Linked DNA regions of Homo sapiens: region 1 is linked to region 2. A link is a loop called in an ENCODE intact Hi-C map of the cell type or tissue named here. Cell type or tissue: chondrocyte. All regions are shown on one strand.

What was found. Peaks named below come from ENCODE experiments on the same cell type or tissue, not always from the same donor. Only the 100,000 strongest peaks of a DNase experiment are listed, where the experiment ranks them.
Region 1: it touches region 2 in a loop (2.9-fold over the local background); 4 of 110 quality-filtered maps call a loop at or near these places.

The regions. Positions count from the first base shown.
Region 1 is chr16:24,501,217-24,509,216 of GRCh38, reverse strand. No RefSeq gene overlaps it. Among named protein-coding and RNA genes, the nearest start is that of RBBP6, 34 kb to the left of the region's middle. In chondrocyte, CTCF peaks have their summits at 4,080 and 4,289 (motif pointing right); no DNase peak of the experiment used is centred here.
Region 2 is chr16:23,675,407-23,683,406 of GRCh38, reverse strand. DCTN5 (dynactin subunit 5) reads right to left here. Exons shown (of 6, transcript NM_032486.4): 6 at 5,935-8,000. It overlaps PLK1 (polo like kinase 1), which reads right to left and starts at 4,518. Exons shown (of 10, transcript NM_005030.6): 1 at 4,067-4,518; 2 at 3,155-3,323; 3 at 2,349-2,493; 4 at 1,250-1,343. The coding sequence starts at 4,474. In chondrocyte, CTCF peaks have their summits at 4,583 and 4,798; a DNase peak (open chromatin) is centred at 4,597.

The DNA.
Region 1 (8,000 bases), 830 kb before region 2:
TTTCTTTCTTCTTTTCTGAGATGGAGTTTTGCTCTGTCACCCAGGTTGGAGTGCAATGGCACAATCTCAGCTCACTTCAACCTCTGCCTCCTGGGTTCAAGCAATTCCCCTGCCTCAGCCTCCTGAATAGCTGGGACCACAGAAACATGCCACCATGCCTGGCTAATTTTTGTATTTTTAGTAGAGATGGGATTTCACCGTGTTGGCCAGGCTGTTCTCAAACTCCTGACCTCAGGTGAACTGCCTGCCTCAGCCTTCTAAAGTGCTGGGATTACAGGCGTGAGCCACTGCACTGGGCCCAAAGAGTCCTGACTCATAAGCTTGAGCTGGAATGTGAGACAGTGAAATTGCTCCCGCTCTGGGATGGAAAGAGTAGCTAAAACAGGAAACCAAGCAGGCTGTAATGGAAATGCTCTGACTTGACTTGGCAATTTGTTGGCACATACAATTGGTAGAAAAATCACTTAAAGATCTGCTGTTGAAACAAACTAGAGTTGGCTCAGAGCCAGGTACCATAACATAAGAATCAGGTAGGCTGAGCATTGTGGCATATGCCTGTAATCCCAGCACTTCGAGAGGCCAAGGCAGGAGGATCACTTGAGGCCAGGAGTTCAAGACCAGCCTGGGCAACATCGTGAGGCCCTGTCTCTACAAAAAATAATTTAAATAAGTTAGTGAGGCATGGTGGTGCACAAATGTAGTCTCAGCTACTTGGGAAGCTGAGGTGGGAGAATCACTTGAGCCCAGGAGGTCAAGGTTGCAGTGAGCTACAATTGGGCCACTGCACTCCAGCCTGGGTGATAGGGCAAGATCCTATTTCAAAAAAAAAGAATCTGATGGACTTAGGGGGTTTATGGGGTGGCATAGCAAGACAGTCAGTGCCCCACCCAAATCCTCACGCACTCACTGTCCCTTTTCATGCTGACTGCATCCTGCTGTGAGCAGCTGCATCTGTCAGCCCGAATACTTTCTCTTAGACTGTGAGTGCTGGGGAGCTAATGTCCTGGAAGCAGCCATTGACAACACAGATGGGCAATGAAAGATAAACACCCCACTCCTTGTTCCTCAGCAGGGAAGGATCACCCTGAGAGTGTTTATTTTATTTTTATTTATTTATTTTTTAGACAAGGTCTTTCTCTGTGGCCCAGGCTGGAGTACGGTGGTGCAATCACAGCTCATTGCAATCTTGACCTCCTGGGCTCAAGCGATCCTCCCACCTCAGCCTCTAGAGTAGACGGGACTACAGGTGAGTGCCACTGCACTAGCCTTATTTCTTCATTTTCTTTTGGTAGAGATGAGGGCTCTCTATGTTGCCCAAGCTAGACTTGAACTCCTGGACTCAAGGGATCCGCCCGTTTAGGCTTCCCCAAGTGCTGGGATTACAAGCGTGAGCCATCACACTTAGCTTGAGAGTGTTTTTTTTTTTTTTTCTTGAGACAGAGTCCCGCACTGTTGCCCTGGCTGGAGTGCAATGGTGCAATCTCTGCTCACTGCAACCTCTGTCTCCCAGGTTCAAGTGAGTCTCCTGCCTCAGCCTCCTGAGTAGCTGGGACTACAGGCACACGCCACCACGCCTGGCTAAATTTTCGTATTTTTAGTAGAGATGGGGTTTCACTATGTTGACCAGGCTGGTCTCAAACTCCTGACCTTGTGATCCGCCCGCCTCGGCCTCCCAAAGTCCTGGGATTACAGGCATGAGAGAGTGTCCTAAACTGTCTCAGATGTACCCAGTGGGATCAGCCCCGGTTCCCCACAGCAGTAACCTACTTAGTCAAATGCCCTTTCATTGTGTCTTTCCCTCCCGTCTTACTTCCTGTTAGGGACTGAACTGTGTGCTCCCCTCCCAATTCACATGTTGAAGTCTCAACCCCCAGTGCTTCAGAACGTGACTGCATTTGGAAATAGGGCTTTTCAAGAGGTTAATAAGCTAAAATGAGGCTGTAAGGGTGGGCCCTAATCCAATCCGACGGTTGTACTTAACAGAGGAGATTAGGACACCGAGAGACACCAGGCATCTGCTGCACAGACAGACAACCATGTGAAAAGGCAGCAGGAGGTCAGCCACCTGCAGCCAAGGAGAGAGGCCTCTGAGGAAACCAACCCTGCCAGCACTTTGATCTTGAACTTCCAGCCTCCAGAACTGTGAGAAAGTATATTCCTGTTGTTTAAGCCACCCAGTCTATGGCATTTTGTTTTGGCAGCTTTAGCAGACTAATATACTTCCCCATTCCCCCACAGTGCTTCCTGGGGTCAATTCTCAGATAAATGATTTGCACTTTAATCCTTATCTCAGGGGCCAGGTGGGAGGGGGCTCACGCCTGTAATCCCAGCACTTTGGGAAGCCGAGGTGGGCAGATCACCTGAGGTCAGGAGTTCAAGAGCAGCCTGACCAACATAGTGAAACATCGTCTCCACTAACTTTACAAAATGTAGCTGGGTGGGGCGGCACATTGCTGTAGTCCCAGCTACTCAGGAGGCTGAGGCAGGAGAATCCCTTGAACCCGGGAGGTGGAGGTTGCAGTGAACTGAGATCGTGCCACTGCACTACAGCCTGGGTGACAGAGTGACTTCGTCTAAAAAAAAAAAAATTATCTCAGGAAACCAACTCGCAGACCAACAACGCATATGTAAGTACATGGAACCACATGGAACTTTGTAGATCAAACAACAGTGCCCAGAAGTCAGGGACAAAGTATTATAGTGCAGTGGTTAAAAGTGTGAGATTGCGTGGTGATTTGTGCCTATAGTTCCAGCTACGTGAGAGGCTGAGACAGGAGGATTGGTTGAGGCCAAGAGTCTGAGGCTGCAGTGAGCTATGATTGTGCCACTGCACTCTAGTCTCGGCAACAGAGCAAGATCCCGTCCTTAAGATAAAAATTAAGGGAAAAGAAAAGAGGGCTCAGTGACTCATGCCTGTGATCCTAGCACTTTGGAAGGCCAAGATGGGAGGGTTGTTTGAGCCCAGGAGTTCAAGATCAGCCTGGGCAACACAGTGAAACCCCATCTTTACAAAACATTTTTAAAAAATGAAAAATAAAAAAAATTAGCCAGGCGTGGTGTGCGCCTATAGTCTCAACTTCTTGGAAGGCTGAGGTGGGTGGATTGCTTGAGCCTGGGAGATTGAGGCTGCAGTGAGTCATAATCGTGCCACTGCACTCCAGCTTGGGTGACAGAGCAAGACCTTGTCTCATTAAAAAAAAAAAAAAAAGAAAAGAAAAGGGAAAAAAAGGTGAAATTTGGAGTCAGGCAGAACTGGACTCAGGCTCTGGATCTGTGGATAGAGTAAAAGAAAATTAAGCCCTAGTATCCCCATCTTTGCTGAATTTCTAGTCCAGGTAAGAAGACCAGGCCAGGTGCAGTGGCTCACAACTGTAATCCCAGTACTTTGGGACACCTGAGGCAGGTGGATCACTTGAGGTCAGGAGATTGAGACCAGCCTGGCCAACATGGTGAAATCCCGTCTAATAAAAATTAGCCAGGCATGGTGGTGGGTGCCTGTAGTCTCAGCTACTTGGGAGGCTGAGGCACGAGAATCGCTTGAACCCAGGAGACAGAGGTTGCAGTGAGCTGAGATCACACCACAGCACTCCAGCTTGGGTGACACAGCAAGAGTCTGTCTCAAAAAAACCAAAAACACAAACAAAAAAACAACAACAAGCAAATAAACCAAAAACTAGCCACCCAGAAAATCAGCTGGCATTCCTAGTGTCATAGCAAAAAGATCATTTGCCTGGGCAACGGGGACCTCAGTTCTGGTAGCAACTGATTAATCTCCAAGCCTTTTGCGGGCAGGGTAGGGATCTTGTGTGTTTTGCTTTCCATTTATTTCCAGTGTCCAGCACTATGCTGAAGACTGAGTGATAAATTAGCATTGAATGAAGGACGGAGTATGACTTTGGGCTAGGCTGTTGAGCACTGCAGCTTCTAGGTGTAAGAAGTGGGTGTAATAACCTTTGTCACAGGATGTGTGTGTTGTTTCAATGATGTAAGGGAAGGGCTTTATCCACTGGGTCACCTGTCTGGATGCAACGTGATGGTTTTCTCCAGCCAGGCGCTGTGCCTTGTGGATAAACAAGAAGGCTCTGAGGCCAGACAGGCTTGGGAGACCCCAACCCTGCCACTTACAATCTGTGTGGACTTCAATGAGGTGCTTAAATTCAACATCTAGTAAGCTGTCAATAACAGCTACTCAATAAAGCGTCCTGCCAGGGCGGGGACTTCGCTTTGCCACATTTGAGCATCTCCCGCCAGCTTTGTACTGTTTTCTGTTTGCCCACTAGAGGTCAGGCTAACCCCAAAGTTCAAAGCTCCTAAACCCAGCCCAAAACACCATTTCTAAAGTGTCCAGGCAGGGCGCGGTGGCTCACGCCTGTAATCTCTGCACTTTGGGAAGCTGAGGCGGGAAGATCACTGGAGCCCAGGAGTTCCAGACCAGCCTGAGCAACAAAGTGAGAGCTCCAAAATACGAAAAAATTAGCCAGCAGTTGTGACGAGGGCCTATTGTCCCAGCTATTTGGGAGGCTAAGCTGGGAGGATTGCTTGAGCCCTGGAGGTTTAGGCTGGCTGCAGTGAGCTATGATTGTGCTGTTTCACTCCAGCCTGGGAAACAGAGCGAGACCCAGCCTGAAAAAAGTGTCGGGAGGGGAAGATGACTTAACCTGTGAAACCGCGCTGGTCATACAAACACATTTTCCAAGGTTGCTCTCTGTCCTTCTCAACCAACCCTCGGATTTTATCACTAGACTAAGAGAATGGAGATTTGTATGGAGGGCAAATTTATTGAGTTACTTCTGAGAAATCATCAGGGAACAAAGGACACAAAAGAAAGCGAAAGCTGGAGGTAATAATAACAATTTCCGAGTATTGACGATGTATTGGGAACTTAAATAATTTTACACTTATTAACTGATTTCATGATTGTAACACTCTATGGGGTAGGTATAGTTTCATGTTACAGATGAAAAGCCGGCACGGAGATGTAGCACTGGGCTCTTAATCACAGTGTGATGCTGAGATTGGCAAGAGCCTGACTGCCATTAGGAACCAGCTGATATATTTCAGGCCTGGGATCTATGAAATACAAAAGGCTTTGAGCATTTCCCAGGTGCAGATATTTTTGTTGTTGTTGTTTGTTGTTTTGAGATGGAGTCTTGCTCTGTTGCCCAGGCTGGAGTGCAGTGGGGTGCTCTTGACTCACTGTAACCTCCACCTCCTGGGTTCAGGTGATTCTCCTGCCTCAGCCTCCTTAGTAGCTAGGACTGTAGGTAGGTGCAACCATGCCCGGCTAATTTTTGTGTTTTTAGTAGAGACAAGATTTTGCCACGTTGGACACACTGGTCTTGAAGTCCTGCCCTCAGGTGATCTGCCTGCCTCGGCCTCCCAAAGTGCTGAGATTACAGGTGTGAGCCACCGTGCCCGGCCCCCAGGTGCGGATGTTTTTGGTCTTTGAGACACATCTTTTGGGTTCGTTGAACCAGGGAGAAAACTCTCCACCTCCCTCCTTCATTTATCTCTGTCTGTGGCTCTTTGGGGGTCACACAGACATGGGTTCAAATCTTGGCACTGCTGTTTGCCAGCCGTGTGGCCTGGGTAAGTATGTACTTTGCTGAGCCTCAGTTTCTTCTACTGTAAAATGTAGAATTTTTCTCACAGGCCACTCTCCAATCTCTCTGACTCCTCTTCTGTCTCCTCTGGAATGTGAGTTCCTGGAGGAAAGTTTCCTTCTTGGCCAGGCATAGTGGCTCACGCCTGTCATCCTATCACTTTGGGAGGCTGAGGTGGAGGATCACTTGAGCCCAGGAGTTCGAGACCAGCCTGGGCAACATAGTGAAGCCCTGTATCTGCAAAAATTAAAAAATTAGCCATATGAGGTGGCATGCATGTGTAGTCCCAGCTACTCAGGAGGCTGAGGCAGGAGGCTGACTGAGCCCAGGAGTTTAAGCCTGCAGTAAGTTATGATTGTATCGCTGCACTCCAGCCTGGGAGACTCTGTCTGGAAAGAAAAAGAAAGAAGGAAGGAAGGAAGGAAGGAAGGAAAGAAAGGAGGGAGGGAGGGAGGGAGGGAGGGAAGGAGGGAAGGAAGGAAGGAAGGAATTTCTAATGTCCAGAACAGCCTGGCATATGTTAGATGCTTAAGAAATAAATGCTGATGGCTGCCTGATGCTTCCCACTGAATGTCCCTTAAAGTGTAAGTCTATATTCCCATTGAAAGTGCAGAACTTCAATCATTTGCTAATGACTGTCAAGCAGCCATTCATTCATGGATGCATGCGTTCATTGCTGAACACTTGTGCATTAGAGGCTGGGCATGGTGACTCACACCTGTTATCCCAGCAGTTTGGGAGGCTGAAGCAGGCTGATCATTTGAGGTCAGGAGTTCCAGACCAGCCTGGCCAACATGGCAAAACCCCGTCTCTACTAAAAATACAAAAATTAGCTGGGCATGCTGGTGCATGCCTGTAATCCCAGCTACTTGGGAGGCTGAGGTAGGAGATTCACTTGAACCTGGGAGGTGGAGGTTGCAGTAAGCTGAGATTGCACCACTGTACTCTAGCCTGGGTGACAGAGCTAAACTCCGTCTCAAAAAAAAAAAAAAAAAAAAAAGTAGGAGCCTGCTCTCAAGAACTTCAAGTCCAGCATGAGACAAGCTGGCCATTATGGAGTTCCAGCCTCAACAGTCCCACCCTTGGCTGGCCCCACCATCCATGTGCGTTTTCTGTGTATTTGATCCTTGCCCACTTAGAAGTGGAACTCGCTGGGCCAGGTGCAGTGGCTCACGCCTGTAATCCCAGCTCTTTGGGAGGCCGAGGCGGGCGGAACACAAGGTCAGGAGATTGAGACCATCCTGGCCAACGTGGTGAAATCCCATCTCTACTGAAAATAAAAAAAATTAGCTGGGCGTGGTGATGGGTGCCTATAGTCCCAGCTACTTGGGAGGCTGAGGCAGGAGAATGGCATGAACCTGGGAGGCAGAGTTTGCAGTGAGCCGAGGTTGCGCCACTGCACTCCAGCCTGGGTGACAGAGTGAGACTCCATCTCAGAAAAAAAAAGAAGTGGAACTCGCTGTGGCCATGCCATGCTCTTCTCTTTTGCTCTTCTGGATTGCTTGAGCCCAGGAGGTTGAGTTCAGTCTGGGTAATATAGGGAGACCCCATCTCTTAATAAACAAAAAACACCAGCCTGGGCAACATGGTAAAACCCTGTCTCTACTAAAAATACAAAAATTAGCTGGGCACAGTGGTGTACGCTTGTAGTCTCAGCTGCTGGGGAGGCTGAGGCAAAAGAATCACTTGAACCCAGGAGGCAGAGGTTGCAGTGAGCCGAGATCAAGCCACTGCACTGCAGCCTGGGAGGTCTGGGTCACATTCTTGGACAGACTGAGGATCAGGTGCTGTATTAGTCCATTATCACACTGCCATTAAAAAAAAAACTGAAACTGAGTAATTTATAAAGAAAAGAGTTTTAATTGTCTCATGGTTCTGCAGGCTCTACAAGAAGCATGGCTGGGGAGGCCTCAGGAAACTTACAGTCATGGAAGAAGGGGAAGCAGGCACATCTTACATGGCTGGTGTAGGAGGAGGAGAGAGAGGTGGGAGGTGATACACTTTAAACAACCAGATTTCATGCTGGGTGCGGTGGCTCATGCCTATAATCCCAGCACTTTGGGAGGCCAAGGCAGGCGGATCACCTGAAGTCAGGAGTTCAAGACCAGCCTGGCCAACATGGTGAAATGTTGTCTCTACAAAAATACAGACACACACAAAAATTAGCTGGATGTAGTGGTGGATGCCTGTAATCCCTGCTACTCAGGAGGCTGAGGCAAGAGAATCGCTTGAACCCAGGAGGCAGAGGTTGCAGTGAGCTGAGATCATGCCACTGCACTCTAGCCTGGGCGACAGAGCAAGACTCCGTCTCAACAAAACAAAACAAAAAACAAAACCAAAATAAACAACCAGATCTCATGAGCACTCACGAGCAGCACCAAGGGGGAAATCCACCCC
Region 2 (8,000 bases):
CTCCTGGCTTCACACAAGGACACTACACTTCAAACTGGCTGTGTGCTAGGCTTCTGCAGGAACCAGCTATTCCTTTAAATGTATTTCTGTTGGTGGTTGTGAAAATGCACACCATGGCCGGGCGCGGTGGCTCACGCCTGTAATCTCAGCACTTAGGGAGTCCGAAGCAGGTGGATCACAAGGTCAGGAGATCGAGACCATCCTGGCTAACACGGTCAAACCCTGTCTCTACCACAAATACAGAAAAAAGAAGCCGGGCATGGTGGCTGGTGCCTGTAGTTCCAGCTACTCAGGAGGCTGAGGCGGGAGAATGCCATGAACCTGGGAGGCAGAGCTTGCAGTGAGCCGAGATTGTACCACTGCATTCCAGCCTGGGCGACAGAGCGAGACTCCATCTCAAAAAAAAAAAAAAAAAAAAAAAGAAAATGCACACAACTATGCCATTAGGAAGCCCTGGGATTCACAGTGATTCATAATTCTGAGAGCACTCACCACATGCAAGGCACTCTGTGAGGTGCTCCAAGGCAGGAACTCCACTTTATATATGGAAACTATGGTTCAGAAGATGCAGGCCAGGCTGGGTATGGTGGCTCACGCCTGTAATCCCAGCACTTTGGGAGGCCAAGGCGGGTGGATCACCTGAGGTCAGGAGTTCGAGACCAGCCTGGCCAACATGGTGAAACCCCGTCTCTACTAAAAATACAAAAAAAAAAAAAAAAAGCCAGGCGAGGTGGTGGGTGCCTGTAATCCCAGCTACTTGGGAGGCTGAGGCAGGAGAATCGCTTGAACCTGGGAGGTGGAGGTTGCAGTGAGTCAAGATCATGCCACTGCACTGGGCAACAAGAGCAAAACTCCACCTCAAATAAAAAAAAAAAAAAAAAAGATGCAGGCCATTTGCCCAATGTGATCTCGCTAAGTGGCAGAATCCATTTGAATTAAGATAAACCATTTCTAAAGATTAAGCACTTTTGCCTCCTACTCCTTCCTACCTCCTTTGTTTTTTGCTTTTTACACAACTTTTGGGTTACCCAATCTCTTGAGAATCTGCCAACTCTCTCCCCCTAGAAAAAATGCTTATGTGCACATACATGTCAAGTTCTGTATGCAATTTCAGACACAGGCCCTCTCAAGCTCTGTGGCTACCTTAGAGGTGGGATAGACCTATTTCTGGTCCTAGGATATTGCTGGGCTCCATAAACAGCTTCTGGGGAAAACAAAATAAATGTAAACTTAAAGCATCATTAGTCACCTTGGGAATACTGTATTCATTCTTCTTGATCCGGAGGTAGGTCTCTTTTAGGCAAGAAGTCTCAAAAGGTGGTTTGCCCACTAACAAGGTATACCTGTAAGCACAAGGTAGGATTTGGCACCAGTCTCCCAGCCACAACCCAGACATGAGAGAAATCATCTCAGGGTCAGAACAAAGGTCAGGCATCCTCTGGACACTCACTCTAACTCTGGGGCCCCTGAAGACAATCCCTAAGTCCACTGAGCAGCCCCAGAAGCCATGACATTGGCTAGAATAAGCCCTCAGCAGAATACACATGGTGAGACCAGGATTCTTAAGGGCCAGTGATTTTTTAGCTATAGCCTGTGGTCATCTAGGACTCTGTGCAAGGGCCTCAGATGCTGCCTGTCATGCAAAACAGGTCAAAGGGCTACCTGCGCTTACAGAAGCAGCTCCACCTTTAGCAGTTCTGTACTTAAGTCTTCAAGTTTTCATTTGAAAAAACCCCACTGCAAAGACGTATGAAAGCCATTGCTACAACTCATTTCTAACTCTCCAGTACCTAGGCCCAAAACAAGAAAGATAACACCTGAAAAGGCCCAAGCCTCTGCCTGCCACCAACCGCTGCTGATGGTCTTAATCCAGACAGACCACTGGCACATCATCTTTCCATCTGTAACTCCTGGCCTAATTTCCCCCACCATGCTAATGCTCATCGGTGTTTAAGACCTTATTGTGCAAGGGAATCACCAAGGGACCTTGTTAAAAATCCAGATTCTGATCCAGTAAGTAGTCTGGGTCCTGAGATTGTGTATACAAGTTCCCAGATGATGGTGATGCTGCCCTGTGGACAACTCTAGCAAAGGACTACAGTAAGGTTGTGGAGACTCTCCCTCCTCCTCCTCCGCTGTACCCATGACCTAGGCTGCAGAAATCCGACAGGATACACCAGTGACAGGGAAAGATATGACAATTAGGCTTTGTTTGGGGATGACTTGTCCCTTGGAGTAGGCTTTCTGTAAAGCAGGCCGAAAGGTCCACAGAAAAGGTCAGCCAGGTAGGATGTCCCAAAGTTGCCCCTGCTGAGACCAGGTTGGTCCAGAGACAACTCCCAACTTACATGATACACCCAATGGACCACACATCCACCTCGAAACTGTGCCCTTTCTTGCTCAGCACCTCGGGAGCTATGTAATTAGGAGTCCCACACAGGGTCTTCTTCCTCTCCCCGTCATATTCGACTTTGGTTGCCAGTCCAAAATCCCCTGGGACAGAGGGAGGAAGAGTTGGTACTTAGATGCCAGCCTCTGACATCTGTCAATGCAGAAGGCTAGTTAAGGTTTGACCATCCAGAACCAGGGCCATCTGATCCCACAAGCCTCTGCTCCTTGTATGTAGCAAGGCTTGCCCAGGAATCTTCCTCCCATGCTGACACCAGGGAGGTGCCTCCAGTGACACTTCTCACCCCTCCTTTTAGAAAGGGGCTATGCTTTGAAACAGGAACTGACAGGGATAGTAAAACTCCAATGCCTTCAAGGATCAAGCAAGTTAACCTCCAAGACTTGGCAAGTCTGTGAAGAATAGGGAGGAGTAGAGACTGTGGCAAAGAAGTCTGAAGGGGACAGCTGTTTTCCAGCCCAGCAAAGGGCTGCCCTAAGAAAATGCTGTCCTCGTATTACTGAAGCTTTCACCTGTTTAAAAGGAGTTCTGAATCAAACTTTTTGTTCAATCAAACCTTCCAATTTAAAAAATAAAAACAAATTCAAATTCTTTGTAAAAAAAAAATATTGCATTGGGGCACAAAAAAATAATGCATCTGTAGGCAAGATACTGACTTGTGGGTTGTCTCCTTCCTTTCTCCCAGCCTCCTCCAAATTCCAGCCTCTTGTAGTGATGTCAAGCACCCCTGCAGGCTCAGCAACTCACCTATTTTCACCTCCAGATCTTCATTCAGGAAAAGGTTGCCCAGCTTGAGGTCTCGATGAATAACTCGGTTTCGGTGCAGGTACTGGCAGCCAAGCACAATTTGCCGTAGGTAGTATCGGGCCTCAGGCTCAGTCAGGGCTTTCCTCCTCTTGTGCAGCTCCAGGAGAGACTGTGGGTGGGAAGGAGAGGGCAGGAGGGATGGGGAGGTGGATTGAGGCCGGTGGGGAAGGGAGAGGGTTACCAGGCAAAGGAAGCACAGGACTGGACTCTGGACTCCCAAGGGATGAAAGAGGGGTCTTGGTGGGTTTCTCTCCTTCCCTATGCCCCCACCCCATTCCTTCTCCAGCACAGCGGCATCTGGACCCTGCCTTAACACTGTCCACAACCATTCGCAGCACCCCTTCTCCTACTAGCTTCCCCCCTTACCTGGGGGTCCTCTCTCAGCCCCACTCCGGAAGCTCCGAGTCCCCAGCACCAGATCCCTTTCCTGACTCGTATCTCCCCCGGAAGGCCCGAAGTCTGGCTCCAACTACCCCCCCACTGACCCAGCTCCACCCCAGAAGCTCCCAGGGCGCGGCATCACTAACCTGGGACTCCTCCCTGGGTACTCCAGGGCCCTAGCGTCCATTACCAGCACCCCTCCCCCCAGCACCTCGCGTCCAGAAGCTGACTTCCCTATCAGCAACATGACTCAGACTCCACTTCACTGGAACCCCCTCCTCTAGCAGCTCCCAGAGCCAAGAAGCCCTTACCAAAGACACTTTCCATACGTAAGCGGGAGGCTCCCAGCACCCTTCTCTAGCAGCTCCAAGTCCCAGGCTCTCCCTTGCTGGGTACTCTTTCCAGCAGCTCCAGGTCTGGGCGCTCCAACTGCCCCGCAGGCAGTTCCAGTTCCCCAGCAGCGACACTCACCCTCCGGCGGCAGAGCTCCAACACCACGAACACGAAGTCGTTGTCCTCGAAAAAGCCGTGGAATCCTACGACGTGCTGGTGGGCGAGGCTGCGGTGAATGGATATTTCCATGGACATCTTCTCCCTCTGGTGCGGCTTGAGCAGCAGAGACTTAGGCACAATCTTGCCCGCGAACACCTCCTTGGTGTCCGCGTCCGAGATCTCGAAGCACTTGGCAAAGCCGCCCTTGCCCAAAAAGCGGCCCCGCACATAGCGCCGCCGGCTGCGTGGGTCCACTAGGACCTCCGGGATCTCTTTCGCCGGTGGAGCCGCCGCCGGAGCTCCGGGAGCTGCAACTCCGGGGACCCCGGCTTTCCCAGGGTCGGCCGGTGCCCGTGCCAGCTTCCCTGCAGTCACTGCAGCACTCATGCTCCCGAAGCTGCGCTGCAGACCTCGATCCGAGCAGAGCCTCCGCACCGCTCCGCTCCTCCCCGAATTCAAACGCGGCGCTGGGAACGTTACAAAAGCCTGCGCGCCACTGATTGGCCGCGGGGATTTAAAATCCAAACCCGCCCGCCGCGCGGCACCATGGGAGCGCCCTGCGCAGCAGCAGCCTTTAAACCCGGACCCAGCCGGGGAAAACCTGATTGACACGGACGCCCGAACACGTGGGATAGCCTGGGAAACCAAACCCGGCGTGGATGCGGAGACCCAGCCCCGAGAGAGGAGGAATTCCTTCGGGGTTTCTCCCTTTCTCGGGCGTCCGGGAAAGCTCCTGCGGTTCACTTGCGCCTCCTCCAGGAAGCTTTTACTTAAATCTTCCTCTACCTCGGGGCCAGGGAACAGTAGCATCGCCATCACCTGAGAGCTTGTTAGAACCGCAAAGGCAAACGTTCAGGCCCTACCCCAGACCTCCCGAGTCAGTGTCCGCCTCTCAACAAGACTGCTCAGGTGATTCCTACACATCCTGAAGTTGGAGAAGCACAGTACCAGAGCCCCCCATGATGCAACGAAGCTGTCTGGCCTCCTCGCTACTGAATTTCCCAGGGCCTAAAATAGTGGACACTCAGTTTCTTGGTCAGAGGGAGGGAAGGTTGGAAGAATGCCTAGCAAACTGGCAGGTCATAGCCAAATGTGTCTTGCGGGGTTTTGTTTGGCCTCCCCCCACGCCTTTTTTTTGTGTGTGTGACGGAATCTTGCTCTGTCGCCCAGGCTGGAGTGCAGTGGCACGATCTCAGCTCACTGCAACCTCTGCTTCCCGGGTTCAAGCAATCCTCCCGCCTCGGCCTCCCTAGCAGCTGGAATTACAAGCATGCACCACCATGCCCGGCTAATTTTTGTAATTTTAGTAGAGAAGAGGTTTCACCATGTTGGCCAGGCTGGTCTTGAACTCCTGACCTCAAGTGATCTGCCCCTCGGCCTCCCAAATGCTGGGATTACAGGCGTGAGCCACCGCGCCCCGCCATTGTAAAACATTTACAGCATTTAAAAGAGGAGCTCATAAAAGTTGGGATTTGTGGCCTTTCCTGAAAAAAATCAGCTCTAGCTACTTACTCTGTGCCTACATGCTTTCAGTTTGCCACAGTTTACAGCTACACCCGTTTGTTCTGTAGGTACTTGAGTGGCAACCCTGGAACAGTAAAATACCCACGTTAAAAGCTCTTTCTCTGTGCCTCCTTAGCACCCTCTGATCCTTCATAGAGCCCAGCAAAAATCAACCATACTATAAGCATCCTTCACCTGCCTTGCAGCTAAGCTGAAGGACAATGAGGACAATGATGCCGTCCTTTCTACCCCATGTCCCAAGCTCCCAGAGCAGTGCTTGGTAAAAAAAAAAGGGTACTTACTAAAATGTTGGCTGAATAAAAGGAAGACTTTGAAAAATTAAGTTATTTTGTACCCCTATAGTGTGAATTCTTTTTATTGAAATTTAATACACTTACAGAAAAAAATGTACATATTATAATTGTTCATAGAGCTCAGTGAATTTTCACAAACTGAACAAATCTGTAAACCACACCCAGATTGAGAAAGGGAACATGACAAACACCCTGCAAGTCTCCCTTGTGCCCTGTGCTGGGGGGTGCCAACACCACCACCTCCTAGTCTGATGATGTACTAGGAGATTCACAGACTCAGCCTGTAGTCATACTCATGGCTATGTTTTACTACAGCGAAAGGCTAGGAAGCAAAATCAGCAAAGGAAAAAAGCGCATGGACAAAGTCCAGGGAAACCAGGTGTAAGCCTCCCACAGTCCTCTCCCAGCAGAGTCACATAGGACACAATTCCTCCAGCAATCAGTTGTGACAACCCATGTGCAATGTTGTATACAAGGGAAGCTCATTACAGACTCAGTGTTCAGGGTTCTCATTGGGAGCTGCTCACCTCATCCTCTGCCTAACACATATGAAAATCTGACTCCCAGAAGGAAAGCAGATGTTGGGCATAACCCACATTGTTTGTACGAACAGTTTAGGCACAGTGAGCCACTCTTATCATTTAGGGAGTAATGAGAACCCTCCTGAAATCCAAGCTTTCAGATGCCAGCCAAGGGCCAGCCTTGCAAACAGGCCTGCTTTCTCATCTCTTTTCACACAGTCCATCTCCTTATTGAGGCTTCTTTACAGCAAAATTATTATTAGTAGGACCACATGCAAAAGGGTGAGACCAACCTCAAATATGGACCTCAGTTCTTCCTGGTAGGGGTCCTGGACTTAACCAGCTAAAATAAATCCCATTAACCATAAAGTCTATCTTAGGAAGCCAGGTGGCTTCCTCCTTAATTCCTTTTTGTTGTTGTTGTTGAGATGGAGTCTTGCTCTGTCACCCAGGCTGGAGTGCAGTGGCGTGATCTTGGCTCACTGCAGCCTCCACCTCCTGGGTTCAAGCGATTCTCCTGCCTCAGCCTCCCGAGTAGCTGGGACTACAGGTGCACACCACCACACCCAGCTAATTTTTTTATTTTTGTAGGGACTACAGGTGCACACCACCACACCCAGCTAATTTTTTTATTTTTGTATTTTTACTTTTCACCATGTCGGTCAGGCTGGTCTCAAACTCCTGACCTCAGGTGATCTGCCCACCTCAGCCTCCCAAAGTGCCGGGATTACAGGCATGAGCCACCGTGCCCAGCCCTTAATTGCTGTCTGAACCTTTTTTTTTTTTTTCAACCTGACCTGAGGCATCAATTCAGGCACAGTATAACTCTGACCAGTAAGCGGAAGCTAACCCAAATGCTTTCCAGGGCTGAGGGGACATCATGAGAGTTGTGGTCATGTACAGAAGCACAGTCCCAGGGGCACAGGTGGTACCCCTGTAAACAAAGAATTTGCAATATTAGGGCACCTCAAGCAGGACATCCATTAGGCTGTACAGGTGAACAGACCTCCTACCAGGGGAACTCCTGCCCAAGTGTTTCCAGTCCCATCTGAAAAGTTCCCAGAGTCCTTGGCTTCCAAGGGACTGCCTGAAGGCAGTGAGTCCCAAACAGTTTTGCTTGTTCAGGATACAAGTTGATCCATCTCATGAGCATGGATGACATTTGTGGGAGATCTTCATGGAAAGCATAGAAGCTAGACCCACTCTGTTGTCAGTCTGAACTCAAAGCACTCACAGCACATGGAAAGGCAGCACTGGGAATTTTCCTTCAGCAAGAGGAGGCTTCCAGGGATCAAGCCTCCCCAGGTGCCAGGCTTTAATTATTTTCTCCAATATTACAAAAACAGTCGTGCCCTGTTCAGCAATCATAACATTGCATTTTTTCAACCATCTCTTACTCTCAGCTAGGCCTTTCCTCTGGAAGGGTTGTATGTAAGAGGCACAAAAGCATTTTTGTAGATAAACTTTTTTTTTTTTTTTTTTGAGATATGGTCTGGCTCTGTTGCCCAGGCTAGAGTGCGGTGGCACGATTTTGGCTCACTGCAACCTCCGCCTCCTGGGCTCAAGCCATCCTCC